2 separate regions of the Mus musculus genome follow, and region 2 is linked to region 1. A link is a loop called in an ENCODE intact Hi-C map of the cell type or tissue named here. Cell type or tissue: left cerebral cortex. All regions are shown on one strand. Links, peaks and the distances in the headings refer to the core of each region. The heading gives the core; the rest is flanking DNA. Region 1 overlaps Rec114 (REC114 meiotic recombination protein). Region 2 holds the start of Hcn4 (hyperpolarization-activated, cyclic nucleotide-gated K+ 4).

Region 1 (8,000 bases), core at 1-8,000:
GGTAGAGTTGGGACAGCAACAATGAATCAGCAGTGGTGGCACAACCTAGGAGAGACATCCGGGCCTCAGCCTCAGCCCAAGTCAGCAGGAGGGACCAGGAGGAGCACCAGGAGAAGTTCTTGGCTGTGCCTCTCTCAGAGAAGCAAAGATCAGAGAAGATGGGAGACCCACAAGCTTTGCACAGCAAGCTCTATAAGCAAGCCTAGCTAGGCCTCTGTCACTGTCTGTCAAGTCCTATTTATATTCCTCCAAACATCATGTGTCCTCCACGGGTCTTGTCTCAGCATGTGTCTTGCCTCAACACATGGTGTGTCTGTCTCAACTGACATCACTCTACCAATCAGCTAATCCGTGGAAGCAACAAGAAAAGTGTAGGGCGGGCTGGTGAGATGGCTCAGTGGGTAAGAGCACCCAACTCTTCTTCCGAAGGTTCAGAGTTCAAATCCCAGCAACCACATGGTGGCTCACAACCATCCGTAATGAGATCTGATGCCCTCTTCTGGAGTGTCTGAAGACAGCTACAGTGTACTTACATATAATAAACAAACAAACAAACAAACAAATAAATCTTTAAAAAAAAAAAAGAAAAAGAAAAGCGTAGGGCACCACCATTTTTTGGTGCATTTCTCTATGGAGTCCCGACAAATACAACTCAACTACACAATGTACGACAGACCAATGCATGCCTGTTGTTAGCAAAGAATCCATCACATGTCCTTTCACATGCTTGCTTTAGCAGAACATCCTTTCACCTGTGTCTGCTTCTACTAAACATTCCTTCACGTGTTTCACCCAGCAAAACACCATCCAACCAACTTTGCAAAGAACCCTTAAGTTTCCACTTAATGGTTGTACTTTGCACAAAAACTATATTTGCGGGGGAAGTTCCTAACAGAAATGAAAAAAAATGGCATAGTTGTTGAGTGATACTCTACAGTACTAAAAATGTGTGTGTGTGTATGTGTGTGTGTCTACTTATCCCCTCTTCCCTGTGTGCACATGCAGCAACATGCCGAAGCTAAATGTAAAAATTCTGTATATCAGGGCTCAAGAGATGGCTTAGTGGTTATGAGGATATATTACTCTTCCAGGGAACCCAAGTCCATATCCCAGCATCCACATCAAGTGACACATAACTGCCCATAACTCCAGGGAATTAGATGCTGCTTCCTAACCTCTGTGGGTACCCAAACAGATGTGCTATACCCATAGACACATATACATAATGTATTTATTACTGTGTTATTGGAAGCTAAGTGTGGTAATAATACATGTCTTTAATTCCAGCACTCAGCAGAGGCAGGCAGCTGTCAGTTCAAGGCCAGCTTGGTCTATAGAGCCAGGGTAGCCAGGGATACATCGTGAAACCCAGTCTCACAAACAAACAGACACAAACATGTTGATGGAAGTCAGGATGAAGATTATTTTAGGGAGACCATAAATTGTACATTTCTCTTTTAGATACTTTTGGACTACAGAGTTACCTCAGTGGTTTTCCCTGGGGACCCAGGTTGCTTTCCCCAGGGCCCTGGACTTGAGTTCCAGTACCCACCTGGCAGCTTACAGTTATCCCTAACTCTGGTTCAGGGTGTCTGATCCCTCTGGTCTCCATGGACACCAGACACACAGTGTTGTACAGACATGCATACACCAATATACATAAAAACATGTGAAGTGACATTGTTATGTTAAAGTTTTACCATCCAAACGTATTATCTGGACTGTGGTTTTGAAAGCTGTGCTCTATTTCTAAGTGGACATAAGGCACACAAGATTGTTCGTGTAAGCGGGTGGGAGGCATGTTCTGTAAATAACTAGGGGACCAGTGTGGGAAGAGCAGAAAGTAGTGAATGAAGGAACTGGGGCAGGGTTTACAGCATCCCTCCTGACATCAGAAATGTTGGCTTTTCAAGTTGGGATTTAAAATTAATTAAAATTCAAAAAGTTGTGAGTTTATTCTATAACTAAAATTCTAAAACCTGCATAAGAAACTGTAAGGTAGAGATTGTGGGACCTTATAGAAATATTCCTAGCTAGAGTTATGTGTGTGTGTATGTGTATATGTATGTGTATGTGTATGTGTATGTGTATGTGTATGTGTATGTGTATGTGTATGTGTATGTGTATGTGTATGTGTATATGTATATGTATATGTATATGTATATGTATATGTATGGGAGTTTGACAATGCAAGGGAACCAGTTACAGAGTAAATGGGAAAAAAGGTTCCGCTAGGAAGCTCAGTCTGAGAAAGAAATCTGCTTTCAGAAACGTTTTTATGTGTATCATGGAAACACTGTCAACATTTTTTCTCTCTTGAAGGTTTTTGAATCCAGTGAAGAATCCGGGAGTCTTGTCCTCACGATCGTTGTATCAGGTCACTTCTTCATTTCCCAAGGGCAGACACTGCTGGTGAGTTGTCTGTCTGACAGCCCAGTCTCCGTTTGTAGCTCTGTCATTGTCTTGGGCCCTCAAGCTTCTTCAGTCTTAATGAAAGTCATTGTGTTCATCTAACTAAGGATTTTCCAGCATGCTTTAGCAGTGGGAAATCCAGAAACATACTGATTATTTTCTGCCTTAAAGGAGTCTTGGATCTAGTGATCAAAGTAGATCAAAGGATTGTAACTAGCCAGAATGATAGAGAGTTCTTAGTTAGAAAGATTGATTGAAGATAGGCTAGCCAGGTAGAGAAAGCAAAAAACCAAGAACAACAACAACAAAAAGAAAAGAGAGCATGCTGCAGCTCACTGACAGGGCCTTCATAGACTGCTGACTCTGTAAACAAGCACTTGTCCTTCTTGTTCTCAGTGTTAGACAGTTTAAGAAGCACACAGAGTATTTAGAATAAAATAGGCAGGCTGGGTGCAGTGCCATGTGCATTCCTGTGTTCACAAAGCAGAAGCAGAATTACTGACTAGAGGCTAGTGCTAGTCTACATTATCCAGTGAGAGCAAAGAGGGGGAGAGGGAGAGGGAGAGGGAGGAGAATCATCCAGTCACGGACCACTTTGCTGGGAAGTTCGGGATCTGTTTGGTAGAAACAATATGAATAAAGAGAAGACAGTTAGCTTGTAATCTGATCAAAGACATTGTCCTAGAGAGAGACGGTTCTGTGAGCTGAGTGCATCATTTCCTGGGCTTGTGTCTATATAGATGCCAGAAAATCATATTACAGATATTTACTAAATAGCTGCATGGCATCATAATTTATTCATTTACTGAGCAGTTAGTTTACTTTTTAGTTAGTTTTTTGGAGGAAGAGCCCGAGGATATCAGAGTACACAGCATAGGCAAAATCCCGTCCTTGTGGAGTACCACCCTAGTGACAGGAGGCAACATAAGCAAGCAGGCTGGGTATATGTCAAGACCTTAACTTTACATATTCCCTTCCAAGCTCTGTTAAAATACAATGGCAGGATCTCATATATGTGCACTAGAACGGCTCATTTTCCACTAAGTGAAATACGGTGTCATGACCTCATACTGTGAGACCTGCAAAGCCAGCTTTGCAGTCTTGGTGCTTTTAAAAGTCGCAGTGTGAGTGGCCTTGTTTTCTCTCTACCTGCTACCCTAAGGGCTCTCGTGTAGCTGCTATAAAGAGTTCTCTAGATGGTAGCCGTGCTTCTGAGAGCTGTCTGGCCGGTTCTCCCTGTCAGTCATGGGTCTTGTAGAGTGGCAGGATCCAACAGTCCCCCAAACCCCATGCTTGTTTTCTTTCATCGGTCATTGTACAATGTTGTTAAAAAACTAGTCAAGGTTTCTTTGTATCATGTGAGGAGTGATGGTTTTTTCATTGACTTTACAAAACTAAGCTTACCAAATTCAAAACAAACCCTGCTAAGAAATGTAAGAGGAACTCTACCCTGCAATTATTTGATGCAGATTACAGTAATACATACATCAATCATATTTATAATTCCTCAATTTTTTTCAACGTTATTTTGACTATTTTGTTATTTGCATTTTTGGAGCTGCTTTGACTCTGTAAATCAATTTGGGAAGAATTTACTTGTTACTATTGAGTCTTCCAACTCACGGGCACATTTTAACTCTCCACTTATATATATCTGCTTTAATTTCTCACAGCAGTGACTTATAGCTAGAGATTCTATGTGTATGTGTGTGTGTAGAAAGTTATTACTTTATTTTATGGGAATACAAATCTTGTGTAAATAAAAAGCTCTTCCATTATTGGCCTCTGGCAAGCTTTTGTATCACTTTTGTTGCTTGATGACAACAAGCAGCCATGGTTGACAGGTAGGAGCAGCAGCGGTAGGTGGCGCCCCCTAGTGTTAGAGTTCTTGTGTCAGTCTCTGGTACTGGTACTCTTGGTCCTGGGCAAGTGGTAGAGCTCTGTGTAGACCCAGGGAGCCAGGATTTCTCAGCTTTGGGCAGTGGCTTCTAGATCTAGGTATTGGGATTGCCTGCTGCTTCCTCTTCCACTGCTAGCCAGTGGCCTTGAGGCCTAACCCTAGAGTGGCTCTCCATGTGACTGGCTTTTCCACTTCTTGTGTAGCATGGCTGCTGGCCACTCTGTTGTCACAAACTATCTCTGCTCCAATCACAGCTGTTAATTCTTTTTGTGTTACTAGTTCAGCCTGTTTCAGAAAAAGTAGGCAAGAAAGACCACTTAAGAGAAAACTCTTAGCAGAGTGGTGTTGATGCGCGCCTTTGATCCCAGCACTCAGGAGGAAGAGGCAGGTGGATCTCTGTCAGTTCAAGGCCAGCCTGGTTTACACAGAGTGAGTTCCAGGATAGCCCTGTCTCAAACAAACAAACAAACAAACAAACAAGCAACAACAAAAAAACCAAAGAAACAAACAATGAAGACTCTTGGGCTTTGCATTGCAATAATGCGTTGGCTAACCAGCTTGCTTTGCAGTATTTAGAGCAGTCCCTCTGCTAAGCCACTGGGAGAGGTGCCCCGCCTCTGGATTGGGTGGAAATGACTCCATGGAAAGTCCCGAGCAAGGTTCTTGAAACCGTCATGCCTGGACCGCACCCTCAGGAGCTGGAGAAGCAGCCGGGGTTGTGGTATAGCTTCCTCGAGGCAATCATGAAAGGTTCAGAGTAACGGCTCTGGACTAAGGGTGGTTTAACCTGTCTGCTCCAGTGACAGGCCTTTTCTTCAAGGAGCTAGAGCAGCAAGAGAGAGCCCAGTAGCTCTGTCCATTGGAAATCAGATCCTCTAGCATGCAATGTCTGTGCTTATTCACAGGAAAAGAAACGTGAGGAGTGTTTCTAATAGCATGCTAACATGCGTGTTGATTTTCACAGTGTTGAGCAGTGTATCTTGTACTAGGTACAATGACTAGTACCTGTTCAGTGCCCCAGGGAGAGAGGCCCAGCTCATCTGTCTCAATAATCAAAACCTGTTCTCTGGGCCTAGGCAGATGGCTTCATGGACAAAAGCACTTGGTGTGAAGAGCAAGAGGACCTGAGTCAGTTCCCCAGCACACATGTAAAAACAGGCGTGGCCTGTGTGCACACAACCCCAGCACTGGCAGGTGGAAGTGGACAGAGCCTGGAAGCGCACTGGTTAGCCCAGCTGAAATGGTGAGGTTCAGTTTTAGTGAGAGATTAAGGCTGAGAGATAAAGGTAGCCTACACGTGAGATGTGCACTTATACATACACAACAAAAAGAAGATCTGCTCTCCCAGCATATGTCACGTGTCCCACCAATCACGCGCTCTATACTGCATGTCTAGAACCTGACTCATTCGGGGTAGGTGAAGTCTGCACCCGTAGATCACCGTCTCCCATTGTGTCTCTGCTGTCCTTTCCTTACCTCTGCTAGCCACTTACCTACTCTCTGCTTCTGGGAATTCTTTTTTTTTTTTCTTGTTTATTTTAATTTTTTAGCCCAGGCTGGACATCAACTAGTAATGATGATTTCCACAGTCTCTCAAGTGCTGCAATTACAGACAAGAGCCACTATGCTGGCTTAAATTCAGCCTTTTACGATTCTGCGTTTAAGGCCAGAGAAATGCTCTTCCAGAGGACCTGAATGTGATTCCCAGCACCCACACAGTGGCTCACAACCATCTGTAACTCGAGTTCCAGGGGGTTTAATACTGTCTTCTGGTCTCCACTGGCACTAGGTGCGTATGCAGTACACAAGACATATATGCAAACAAACCACACATACACATACATTTTTAAGGATTCTACATATAAGTGAGATATATACTATTTATCCTTTTTATAAAGTGTATTCAAAGACGTTAGTCACTACGCTACCTCCTGACCCTCCCTTACCTACGTCATGCTTCCATCATCTTCCCTACCTACAAGCCCCTCCCACTTTGACATTTCTTTACTTTGGTTGGTGACCTCCTGAGTCTGGATATGGCCCTTGTATGAGCATGAATGTGGAGCTGTCCTCTGGAGCATGCGAGGCTCGCCGGTGGCCACACCACTGAAGACAGTAGCTGGCCCTTCTTCACTCAGCGTCTGTCAGCAGCCAGTAGGTTCTCAGGAGGAATGGAGCCTGAGGAGCTCCTTCCCAGCCGTGACTGGATGTTGACAGGCCCAGTGCAGGTGGCCACAGCTGTTGTGAGCTCGTGATTGCAATGCTCTGTCCTCCCTGTCATCCGACTCTGACATTCCCCTCTTCTGTGACCGTCGCTGAGCTTTGGAAGTGGTGGTACACGTGTCTGTTTAGGGCTGAGCACCTTGAGCAGCCATAAGTCTGCACAGATTGCCATTTGCCGGGGGAAATTTCCAGTCAAGGCCGAGAGCAGCACCTTTCTAAACACAGATGGCTATTCTTGATTGTCAACTTGACTACACCTGGAATTAATTTGCTGAAAACCCAAATGGCTGGGCACACCTGTGAGGGATTTTTTTTTTTAACATTATGTCATTTGAAACGGGAAGATCGTCTTTTAATCTGGGCTGGAATGGACAAAGGAAGCTTGCTCTCTTTGCCTCTTCACTCTCAGAAGCAAGTCCATTCCTTCACAGGCGTTAAAGTCTACTTCTTCAGGATTCCAGCATCTACTGAAGATCAGCTGAGACATCTAGCCTTGAGGACTGAACAACTGTTGGATTCTTGGACCAACAAGAGCTGGTAGCTGGTTGGATATACACATGTATATGTATGTATATAAAGGAGATTTACTTAAATATGTACATATATATGTATATGTGTATACCTATATGTGAGTGTGCATATATATGTATGCATACATACATAATACATACATATAATTTTTTTGAGACAAGGTTTTTCTCAGTGAAGCTGTCCTGAAACTCACTCGGTAGTCTTGGCTGGCCTCAAACTCTGCCTGCCTCTGCCTCCCAAGTGCTGGAAGTAAAGGTGATAACCTCCTCCCTACCCCCCCATCTATTTTCATTCTATTACTTCTGTTCCCCTAGAGAACCCTGACTAATAGAAGGCCGTTAATACTACATCCATTTGTCAAAACAACTGTAATGAATCCCCTCCCAATAGCTTATGAAATGAACCCCTTTCTAAGGAGCAGGTCTAAAAGCCAAGTAGAAAGTGGTTGGCTATTCCCACCAGAATCATGCCACTATTATACCAGTGTGCACCCGCGAGAGCTTGCCTGGCACTCAAGGGTCACCACTGGGTAAGATCACTGATGGCTCTTCTCCCTCAGCTGCCTGCTTGGCACTTGAGAGCTAGTCAGCAGAGAGGAAGGGTTACACTGATCACCCATGCCTTCTGGGATGGGCATTGCCCACCCATGCACAGGACTTCTGTTCAAACTTAAAAACAAACTGTACCTTTAAAATTATCTTAGAAAGTAGCAGGAGTCCCCATGACTTCTCCCTACATCTCTAGTTTTAATGGCCCTGGCCCTCTCCCTCACCCTTCCCCATAGGGCCCTCCTCCCTTTGTACCTCACTGCCTCCAGAGTTCCCCTCTGTTTTTGCATGTGTCATCTTCCCCTTTCGCGCTTCCCGCCTCACCAACCATGGCCCTCTTATACTTTCCTAGTTGCTGTAAACATTCCAGGTTAAATACATAGTCT
Region 2 (11,508 bases), core at 1,632-9,631, 110 kb before region 1:
CTCAGGGGCAAAAATAGCTACACCTTCTCTTAAGGTCCCTCCTCCTCTCTTTCTTCCCCTCTCTATCTTCTTGGGAAACCAGTATTATCTAGCTAATGTCCTGTGTGTTCTTAGGTTCCAACATCAAACCCAGACTTCTAGGATAGACCTCCATTGGGAGGAAGGACCTATTCAGGAACCTTGGTTGATAGCCTGGGGGAAATGTCCTGAGGGTTGCCACATGCTGGTCTCTTCCATTAACAAACTGTAAGTATGAACTTCAAACGGCCAATGGGGTGCTGGAGAAGAAGGGAAGTCGGAAGCCTTGGAGACTGCAGAAGCCACGTGAATAGATAGTGTGATGGGATTGATACAGACACAGAGAAGAGATGGCCTAGTCTCTCTCAGTCACTGCCCAAGTTATGGTGAGTCTCAAAGCAAGCCCGTGACTTCCCAGGGAAAGGTTCCCCGGGCCCTCCTCTCCCCAGACAGGAGATGTCAGAAGCAGCCCATCACAGCCAGCCCTGAACTCCAAACCACAAACTCAATCTATCATGGTTTGCTGGTGATTCTTTATTAAACCAGTTCTGTAGGATCAATGCTTCCTGCCAATCAAAATGATGAATAAATCCTCTGTGGGTCTGGGAAGTGCTTGCAGAAGCTCTGGTGGGCGATGATGTCTGTCTCCAGATAAAAACCCAAGGCCAGCACCCAAAACTTTGTGGTTCAAGGCTTGGGTTCTCCAGGGGGCGTGGTGGTTTGGAAGGAGTGATGATGGGTTTTCTAAACTTAAAGGATTCATCTCTGACTTCTAAAGCCAAGACTAGCTGTTTTGGCCTAAGAGGCAGAGGGGGCACGACCACTGGCCTCCAGAGACTCACACACTCTGTCTTGGACTATTTTCCATCCTACAGCACCGGACAAGGCTGAGCATAGAAGATGAGCAGTTCCAGCTACAGTCTCTGTTGCTTGTTACGAAAACCCATATTAAAACCCATTTGGACCCCTGTTCTGTTGTCTATTATCAGTCGTTTGGAGCCCAGCCTCTCCAGTGTCCCAGACTTCATGTCTCCAAAGCCTGGCTCAGTGGGGGCTCTACAGCAAGGGGGCTGCAAGCTAGTATGTTATGAATGGCACAGGTAAGACTAGGAAGCGCCAGGTGTGGGGGAGGCTGGGCAGGGGGGAGGATGGCTTCAGTCCCAGATCTTCACCATCTGAGGGAAGATGTGTGGGGAGGGCAAGGCTTTGCAGTCAGAAGTTCTGTATCAATTCCTGTCATTGGAGGTAAGATATGCCTGAGGTTGATACTGGGGCTTGAAGATACATGTGAATGGAAGTTTCCCCACCACAAATATGGACAGAAGTTGAGCACTTAATTGGAGCACATTAGCAATCTCAAGTGATCAATACTGGACCTGTCTGTCACCACTTCTGAGGAAAGAGAAGCCTGGGACACTCAGGGACAGCAGGGGCAAAGGAGACATAGCTTCTGTCCACTTCTCCCTGGTTCCAAACGGGAGCATCAGCTCCCAGTTCCAATTATGGGAGTTCACGAAGGATCCTACCAAGGGTCTACCTTTGCTCACATCGTTTGAAGACTGCAGCTCTGTTTAGCAAGCCTGCTGCCTCCTTGCCCTCTGAGAATAGGAAGCATGGAAATTAAGAGTTAGAAAGAACAATCTCCCAAGAGAAGTGGGGGAAAGGAACCAAAAGAGGGTGCCTCTCCTTATTCACCACCTATTTTAAGCCACCAAAGTGTTGTCTGACTGGTCATTCCCAGCCAAAGAAATCTCTCTCATTGGACGGAAAATAGCTTTGCTCTCATTACAAATCCAGCTTCCCTGGAGTTTGTAAAGAGGCTCTGGAAGGCAAAAATGTTCCTTTATACAGGCAGGCCAGCAGGTAGGCAGGCAAGAGAGATAAACAGGGCAGGACACGGGGAAAGGACAAAAAAAAACCAGAGAGATCTTCATCCTAATCTGGTGTGCTAGGAAGGCCTCAAGAGACAGGAGAGAGTGGGGACTCAGAACCTTGACTGAGACAAAGGCATAACCCCTCGTGGACACAGCTCAGTGGTATCTCCTGATCACTGGCATTAGACTCGGGAGGTCCAAGAGGGGACAGGATCTCTCTCCCTAACTGGTCTAGGAACCCATGAGAGATCTTGTAGTCGCTAGAGTTTAGGCCATTGGGATGGAGATGGGACACTGGACCAGTTGGGGATCAATAGATAGCCGCACGTCAGTCAGGACAGCAGACATCTTCACTGTGAGCAAGGTCACTCTGCCCTGGCAGTGTGGAAGTTAACGGTGTAGGGTACCTGCTCCTGGTACACCACTCAACATGAGGGGCTGAGTAAAGATGTGCAGAGGACTTTCATCCTAGGCCTGAGGCCCCAGCAACCTCGACTGAGGAATCTGGCGGCAGCTTCACAGGCCCAGCAAAGATATTAATACCTGCAGTCAGCACCCAAGGAGCTGACCCAGCTGCTAAGATGGCTATCTCCCTCCATGGCCCTTCTCTGCAAGCTGAAGGACCTAGAGCTGTCTCTAGGACGGCCACCTTGACTCTGCAGCCTCTAAGGGGGAGGTGCGTGGCTTGGACAAGCAGTGCTCTACCCTGGCTGCAAGCATGGCTAGGCCAAACTCAGAACACCTTTGAGCTTGCCTCCAAAGTGGCCCAGACCCTGGAGGAGAGAAAACAGGAGCCTGAAGACTGAGGAAGTTCCCAGTGTACTGCAGGAGGTCCGGGGGTTTCTGGGACGCTCCAGGCATCCCACTTCTCTTGGAGCTCCCAGCGCAAGGAAGTAAAGTTAACTCGGGCTGGGAGGCTGGACTGGGAAGAGAGCCTGCAACTACACAAGGCATCCACTGGCATCCCCAACCTGGCCTCTTACCTGAAGTCACTGTAGGGGTGGATAATCCAAAACCCTGCTGACTTAACCCTCTCCTGCTCGCGCTCCACCGCTTTCTGGCTGCCGAACATCCTTAGGGAGAATTTGTTGACCCCAGGTTGCAGCATGGCACCGAACTGGCGCTGCATGAAGCCGCTCTGGCCCAGGCGCACCTCGGCCTCGGGGAGGATCTGGTCGCTGGCGGCCGCGCCTCCCTCCACTTTGATAGCGGTGTCCGCCGAGGGCTGCTCGCAGGAGGCAGAGGCCGGCTGCGGCGGCTGCTGGGGCGGCGGCGAGGCTGCGGGTTGTGCCGCGGTGGCCGGGCGCTCGGGTTCGGTCGCCAGGCCCGGGGGCGTCCTGTCCTCGCCGGGGGACGCATCGCCCTCAGCGGCGATGAGCCGCCGTTCCTCCGCGGAGTCATGCAGGTGCCCGAGACTGCTGCCGCCCCCTGCTCCACCACTGCCGCCGCCCCGGCTGCCCAGCGAGGCCAGACTCCCGCGGAAGCGCCTGCAGTCACCGTTGGTGCTGGACTTGCCGGCGCTGCGGCCCGGCCCCTCGCTCTCTGTCGCCCCGAGGGCCGCACCCCGGGACTCCGAGCAGCCCGCAGCCACCGAGGGAGAGGGCGAGGGCAGCGGCCGCAGCCGGATGCTCCTTCGGCTGGGGTCCTGGCGGCCCCCGGCCCCTTCTTCCTCACCATCCTCTTCCTCGTCCATGATCCACGCCTTGGCCCCCACCTGCTGCGGAAGGCTGTAGAGCCGCTTGCGCATGGACGGCGGCAGCTTGTCCATGGTGCCAGGGATTGGGCCGGGGGCAGCGGTGCGGGTGCGGCACGGGGGACCCGCTCCAGGTGCGCCTGCCAGTGAGGACGCGTCCTTCGCTGCCTCACGAGCCCATGATCGCGCGGGCTGCGCGCCGAGGGGAGGCTCCTAGTCCGGCTGCAGGTCCCCGGGTTCGCCGCGCTGCACCTCCTCCCGGGCCCGGCTTGGGCGCGGGGACCCCACGCTCCCTCCCTCTTTTCCCTCCCTCCTGCGATCAGGGGCGCGGCGCGCGGCCCGGCTCCAGGCGCCCCGCCCCCGCGGGGAACAATGGGCGCGGGCAGCGGCGGCGCTGCGGCCACCGCGCTCCGGGAACCGCTCCCGAGCGCAGAGCGCACTGCCCGCGCGGTTCCCGGGAGTGCGTCCGGCGGGTGTCTGGGGCTGTCAGCGCGTGTGACCGCCCGGGCTTTGCAGCTGGTCACCCGGGTTCTCGCTTTGCCTCCTCTAGCTGAGCCCAGCCGGCCGAGTCCTGGGGACTCCCGCCGCAGCGGAGCGGAGCCCAGCGGCCCGCCGGGCTTACATCAGCCTCCGCCTCTCCCGGAGCGCCCTCCGGCAGCGCTCGGGCTCCCGCGCCCCGGAATATTCATGAAGCCGCCGCAGCTCGCGGGTTGCCATAGGAGCGGCTTCTGCAGCCCGGCCTGCCTACCTGGGCTTCTTAAAGGGGCAGCGGCGTCCCAGCCCAGACATAGAGGGGGGCGGAGGGGGCCGGGCCCCGCGAGGGGCGCAGGGCGGAACCTCGCCAGACCTTAGGGACTGAGGTAGGAGGTGTCCTTACTCCTGTGCGCGTAATGATTCCTGCTGGCCACGGACTGAGAGCTCCCGCTGGGGCTCAAGATTTGGGGGCGGGGTTTCCCAGTCTCTCCCGCGAGCTTCGGGCTTTCCTTGCCTAGCCCGCTGTCTCCACGCTAGGGTCTCCGACCCTCCTCCGGGGAGGCGTGCCGGTCGTAAGGCTGCGGAGCGGCTGCTTTCCCGCAACTCGCCTGGAGAGGGGGTTTCCGGAAAACGCTTCGAGTCCGGGCGGCTCCCAGGGTTTTCCTGAGCCAGGGGCGGGGGGCGAATCCCGCGTGGGTCTTCCCCGGCGCGGCGAGGAGGGCTTGCGGGAAACTCTCCAGGCGCTCACTGGGCGCGCGGGTGGACCCACTTCTGCGAGGTAAGACTTCGAAGAAATGCGCCGACAGTAGCAGTCACAGATGCGGGATCCCAGCGCCGGACTTCCCACCACCCACTCCCCAGCGCCTTTCCCGGAGCAATTCGATGTGGGGTTCCCAAGACCAACGGGCTGCTTCCAGAAGGCTATGGGCAGGCTCCTCTGGCGACCTGACACTCTGGGGAAGGCTTTGACTCCCTCGCCTTGTGCTTCCATTCAGTCGAGACATCTGTGTGCACCAGCGTTAGAGGCTTCCATCTCCACCCAGACACACTCTTTAACCGCCCCAGCCCCCATTTGATCCCTCTCTTAATGCACCTGGGCGTCTTCTCGCTCCCTGTATTACATTCTCGATTTAAGGGCAAATCCCAAGCCTAAGGTATAGCTTAGGTATCCACACTTTAGTACAGCCCAACACCCAACATTAGCTCACAAAAAGGTGAAGGGGCGGTTCAGAGGGAGAACTGGCCAGAGAAGGTTGGAGTCTGTGTCAGTAGAGAAACAGACCCGTGGGCAGGAAGGCAAAGGGGTCCTCTACTCTGAGGAATAGCATGAAGTTTACATTTGAAATCTTAGCCCGCTTGTGTCCACACACACATCCCGAGTAGGGATTTGGAAGGCAGCAGGGTTTGGGTGGTGGGCCTTTTCTGCTCTATCCACTGGACCACAGAACTTCGCATGGGGGGTGGGGATGTCTAGGGTGATGACATCACCCGGAGCTGGCATTTCTACTTTTGAGCAGTTCTGAGCTGACAGTTCCCTGCACAGATGCTGGGAGGCACGATCTCTCAGTGTCCTTGGGTCTCCTTGAGGAGTGCTCTTAACTGCCTGAGAGCCCTGTCTGCCTGGTGGTGGATGAAGACCTCCCTTGCTACAATTTCTCTGATCACCAGAAACCACCCTGCAGTGACCCAGCTGCAGGAAGGCACTACACACAAGGCATCTTTTCCTGACTAACCCAAATATTGGTCATGTCTCCACTTCTGGTTCTTATTGAGTGAGTCCCCATTAATCTGAACATCAATGACACCAGGCAGCCCTTGTGCCTCTGGATTAAGTTCCTTGTGTGTGTGGGGGGGGGGGGGAACAAGACTAACTTAATCTCAAAAGCTTGGGCACCACCACAAGGGTGTACAAAGAGCAGAACAATTCTACCAGAAGCAAGGGACCCTGAAAGTTAACTACTGGTGATAAAGGGAACCCCGGGGTAAAGATGAGGATATGACTAAGATTCTGTTTCCTAGGAACCACTGTCCCATGCTGGCCAGGGGCCTCCTGTTGACTCTTCCTCTAACACCTCACTCACCTTCAACTAAATTAGCACAATCCATATAGAGCCAACTCTGGGTATAGATTTGACACTTGGATAAGTCAGACCCATAATAACCCCCTATTGAGGCTGAGGCTTTTTCTGTATCCTCCATATAAGGATATTAATAGAGGATACCTATCTACTGTTGTGCCAGCAAAATCTGAGGGGCAGATGAAGAGGAGGGAACCTTTGTGGGCTCCATGTTAGGAGGTTAGACTCGTGCTCTGGAATAGAGACAAAACCAGAAACTCATGAACTATATACTAGAAGCTAGATCACATCTTCCCCAAGAGAGATCTGGAAGCTCGCTAAGCCTGACCTAGTCAGGGAAGGCTTCCTGGAGGAGGGGGATCAGATTTAATGAGAAACACATACCAATCAAGAAGAAGATGTCTGTGTCCTGCTCTAGCACTCTCAGCCCTATTGGGTTTTTTGAGACAGAGTCTCTCACTGAACCTATAGCTGGGGTGGGGGTGGGGGGCAGCCTGCAAGTCCCAAGGATCCTCCTGTGTCCCCCACCCTTCTGTGCTGTAATGCACAGCCACACTGGATTTTTATGTGGCTACCGGATATTAAGACTCAAGTCCTGAGGCTGGAGAAATGGCTCAGTTGTTAAGAGCACTGGCTATTCTTCCAAAGGAATCAGGTTCAATTCTCAGCACCCACATGGCAGCTCACAACTGTCTGTAACTCCAGTTACAGGGGACCTGACATCCTCACACAGACATACAAGCAGGCAGAACACTACTGAACTGCCTCCGTAGCCCCTGTGACCAGTACTTTATGATTTATTTATTTATTTATTTATTTATTTATTTATTTATTTATACTACCTGAAACTGTCATTAGTTGGGCCAAATGTGGCCAAATTTTGGCAGTGTTCTCCCTTCTGTCTGCAACAAGAGCGCTAAAGCGCAGAGAGGTTAAACAACTTGCCAAATGCGTCAGTGAGAAAATGGTGGGTGGAATTCCAAAAACAATTCCTTCCACAGGTCAGACTCTGCCCTGTTAACTAGCTGCCTTTCCCAGGTGGGGAGAGGCAGGCACAATGTTGAAGGGGGAGTGTGTGTGTGTGTGTGTGTGTGTGTGTGCAAATTGTAGACTATTTTAAGTGTAACATTGTCTCTGTCCTTTCTTAGAAGGCTGTGTGTTGTGAGATAGTATCCTTACCACATTTTCGGTGTTACAATGCCACTTTATGAAATCACGGAGCTGGGAGATGTGTTTGGTCCTTTTGTTTGTTTTCCTCATGTTCTCGGCCAAATAACAAGACTTGGCATGCTCTTCTGTGTTTGTTCCCCCAAAGGAGAATCATTTTGGAAACATTTATCAGAGAATTCTGGAAGCCTGGGGACCCGGGCTGGAAACCATAACAAGGGGTGCTAGCTAGGAAGCAAAAGCTGTGGGGTTCAGTCGCCCCCTGACTCTCGCTGCCTGGGCACCTCGTCTTCCTCCCCTGTAATAGTCGCCTCACCAGTTGTCCTGAAGACTAAATGAGGAAACGCATTCGTGGAACAGACAACCCCCACCTATGGTGCTCAGTTAACATTTCATGATGGAATCTGGAGGGAAGACTGCAACAACCAATGGCTGGGGAGATGCTTGGCCCTTGGAATTCATATGTTCATCTTAAAATTCTTGTAGGGATGAAGAGGTGTTTTGTTATACAGAACTGTTACCTCTGGTAAACCCTAGCTGGGTCCCCAAGGGAAATCTTCCCTCAGGCATGAGCACTTACCCCACCCCCATAAGCCCTGCAGCAGCTAAGTGGAATCAGCAGCAGCTTGTCTTGACCCTTCGATCAGGATCGCCCCTCCACAGAAAACAGGAGTGAGGGTCTCCAGACTCATACGCAGCTCCACCTCTTTCTCCTGTGAGGATCTGATCCTGCCCAGTGTACCTCCTGCTCAGCTACCCTAGGCAGTGAAGAGTGGGTCACACACGCACATTGAGGCTTCCTGCTGAAAGCCTGACTTGGAGACCAGGTTTCTCTGTCCCACCTGGGAGGTGGAGGGACACATGAAGTGGCTGCAGGAGGGGGTGGGGGGCTGATGTGCAGGAGAGTAAGTCAGCTGGCCAATTCTGTCCAAGCCTTGGGTGACCCATTGTGTGCCCAGCCTTCCAGAGCCAGTGCTTGAGAAGGCTGATAGAAGCCTCGCTGGTTGAAGCATGAGGCCAACCCAGAGGGATGGGTGAGGACCACAGGGAGAATTTCAGATGCTCAGGACAATGGCTCTCACGAGTATGGTCAAGGTGGAATTTTTGGAGGAGGTAACAAGTGAGATGTGAGCGTGATTTTCTGGGCAGTGGGAAGAAGGAGGGGAGGGATGAAGCTATGGGCAGAGGAGATGCTGATGATGGAGCAGCTTGGTAACCGTGATGCTTGCCAATACATTCACTCAGTGGGATCCACCGAGGATAGGATGACAGGCAGGTACCCATCTTGGAGGGCTGCTTATCTTTGTTCTCAGTTGGTTTTAAGAGAAAATCTGCTGTCTCCATACAAGGTGAGTCGTGAGTCCTCCTTATCCCCTCTTCCTAGCACCCACAGGCCAGCCTTGGAGCCTTAGCTCCTCATCTACCAGCTTTTCTCCCATCCTGGGCACCCATTGTTCCCTGGGGATTCTACTGGGGCATGGAAAAGATTCTGGCTATAAAAAGTACCGTGAGCCGACATGCCCACCCTCCCACTAATCCCATTAAGGCAATAGTGAGCCAGAAAACCCTTGCCTGCTCCCCTTCTTGTTGAGCTTACCATCTGCCTTCTTGGTAGTTCTACCTGATTTCTTTGGGAGCTAGGGGCAGAAGCTATTGAACTGTCCTACCCTCCATCCCTTGCCTGGGTACAAGGTCCCACCTGGGAATCCTGAGACCCTCATACATGTACACACCAGGGCTCAGTAGTTCTCAAAGCCCTTCCAGCTTCAGGCCAGCCATGGCTCCCCTGCCCTTGTTCTCTCAGCTGCCTCCTGTCCTGTGTACCCGCCGTTTCCTAAGGACTCTGCCAGGGGATGGGTGGGGTCTCATGCCACCTCTTGCCCCTGAATGGGGTGGAAAATGATATGCTGACAGCTCAGCCAGGCCTGGACTATGTCTCTGTGTCCTGCCAGGGCTCCAGGACGTCTGGGCCACCTGGACTGGGAGCCAGGCTGGAGAGGGGGGCACTGAGAGGGAAGGCCCCTGAGGTGCCAGCAGAGAGGAGCTGCCAAGAAGTAAGTGGAAGAGACTCCTCAGCCCCAAGTCTGGATCTTGCCATCTGTCAGGGCTGCAGTGGGTTCAAACAGACACACACACACACACACACACACACACACACACACACACACACACACACACAGTTTAAACAGCCTGGTCTAGAGACTTGAGGGAGGGAGAGATAGAATGAGCTGATGGAAGGGAACAATTGGATCAACTTGAGGGGATGGAGACTGAAGACAGCTGGGGATGTGGGGCTTTTCCAGGGACCCCAAGATGATGCAGGGAATAGACTTGGCTCATGGACTCCCATTGACCCAGGGAGGACAGCTCACACTTATGCTGTCCCTTGCCATCTCTTCAGCCCTCTTCTCCTATCTTCCCTCTCCCCCAACCTGACATAACCTCTTTCACTCATTCATTGAACCGATTATCCATGTACTGAGCGCCTACCTCATGACTCTCTAAGACTCAGCATCCCATCTTTAGGTACAAGAGACTGCGGTGAGAATAAGACAGATTCTCTAAGTCACAGATGCAGGCAGGGCCCAAGGGCATGAGGACTGGAGAGCAAAGGAAGGAGTTTCAGGAGGAGGGGCAAGGGACTTAGGCCTGAATCTGTCTCTGGAGAAATCAGGTGCAATTTGGAGACGTGGAGACAGACAAGTGAGGAGATGCCAGGCAAAGGGCATGTTGTGAGCAGAGGGTGGTCAGGGAGACCCACAAATGGGGATAGGTGAACAGACCAGGAGCAGACAGCCACAAGGACACCAAGATGGGTTGGTTCTGGAGAAGACAATGGGGAGGGAGCTCCTGAAAGCACCTTAAGATCCGATCCTGGAAGAACCATTGAATTGTGTGCCCTGGGAACCCAGCCTTGGGCTTAGCTGTGCAGAGTAAGCCAGGAAACAATATACTGCATCCCTGTCCCCTGGAGACTCAAGTGTGGTCAAGGAGATGGAGAGGGCTATGGAGTCATTCGGTTGGTTGATCATCCTCCAGGAAGCAGAGTCTGCCCCCTGAACCCTGAGAGCAAAGGGTAAACACAGCCAGCCCCGGTGCCGGTCTGGGAACTATACTCTCCAGCTCCCTGGGAAGTACATCTTCTGTACAGGCTCCATGGCCCAGCCTCCCTCCCACAAGCCCTGCACATCAGGGTAACCTGCTATTACATGAGCCTTCCTCTGGACGCCTTCCAGAGAGAGACAGTTCCGCTGTGTAATGAGAGCTGTGCCCCGCTGGCCACGCTGTGGGGCCAGGAGAACAGGCAAAGCCAAGGAGAGGGCAGTGGAGACTGTGGCTTGGGTTGTGATGAGGGCTCTGATGGACTGAGGCTGAAGTCATCCTAAAGACAGTGGCACGGTGACACGGGACCTGTGACAGGACTGTGGCAGATGCAACAGTCAGGGCTGAGACACCCTGGCATTGCACTGATGTGATCTCTGAAGGGCGCTATGACAGGGGATGTGACAGGGGATGCGCTGTGATGGAATCTGTGGCAGACACTATGGCAGCAGCAGCGATAAAGGCTATGACATAGAGCTTGGCAGAGACTGACTGTGTAATGGGTTGTGATAGAGACCATGATGGAGGATGTGACAGACATTGTGACAGGGGCTGTGATCCAGGCTGTACTCGAGGCTTTGTGGGTGACAGGAGACTGTGACAGGTGCTCTGGCAGGTTCTGTGCAGGAACTCTGACAGGGGACTGACAGAAAATAGTCCTATGACAGAGACTGTGCTAGTACTGGGACTGACAGTGGCTCTGACGGGTTCAGTGACTGACAGGTCCTGATGAGCCGGGAAGGAGGGTCTAACAAATCCGGTGGCAGGGGGCTGTGAAGGAGTCTGTGACAGGTCCTGACAGGGGCTGGGAAGGGGGCTGTGGTGAGTCCTATGGCAAGGCCTGTGGTGAGGCTTTGACAGGAGCTGAGACAGAAATATGGCTAAATCTGGAACCACAATCAGAGTTGGGACAACAGTTCCTGGATCCCAGGCCCATACTCCCACGGTCGACAGAGCAGTTGGCGGTGACAGCACCAACACACAGGCCCAGCCAGGCCCAGGCATGTGTGGAAACACGGGCGGGCTGTGCACTGAAGCTGAGATGGGAGTCTCCAACAGAGAGCCGAGGGAGGCTCCCTAGGGCTGCTGTGTGCGATGGGAT

Evidence for each region. Peaks named below come from ENCODE experiments on the same cell type or tissue, not always from the same donor. Only the 100,000 strongest peaks of a DNase experiment are listed, where the experiment ranks them.
Region 2: a loop joins it to region 1, with 1.8 times the contacts of the local background. A loop is called at or near these places in 2 of 42 quality-filtered maps.

What each region holds. Positions count from the first base shown.
Region 1 is chr9:58,706,428-58,714,427 of GRCm38, reverse strand. It overlaps Rec114 (REC114 meiotic recombination protein), which reads left to right. Exons shown (of 6, transcript NM_028598.1): 2 at 2,323-2,412. Among named protein-coding and RNA genes, the nearest start is that of Rec114, 31 kb to the left of the region's middle. In left cerebral cortex, for the core only: a CTCF peak has its summit at 4,279 (motif pointing left); DNase peaks (open chromatin) are centred at 1,789, 2,365 and 4,284.
Region 2 is chr9:58,815,664-58,827,171 of GRCm38, reverse strand. It overlaps Hcn4 (hyperpolarization-activated, cyclic nucleotide-gated K+ 4), which reads right to left and starts at 4,223. Exons shown (of 8, transcript NM_001081192.3): 1 at 2,876-4,223. The coding sequence starts at 3,660. It also overlaps a transcript of Rec114 not described here. In left cerebral cortex, for the core only: a CTCF peak has its summit at 4,671; DNase peaks (open chromatin) are centred at 4,234 and 4,694; H3K4me3 peaks cover 2,608 bases; H3K27ac peaks cover 218 bases.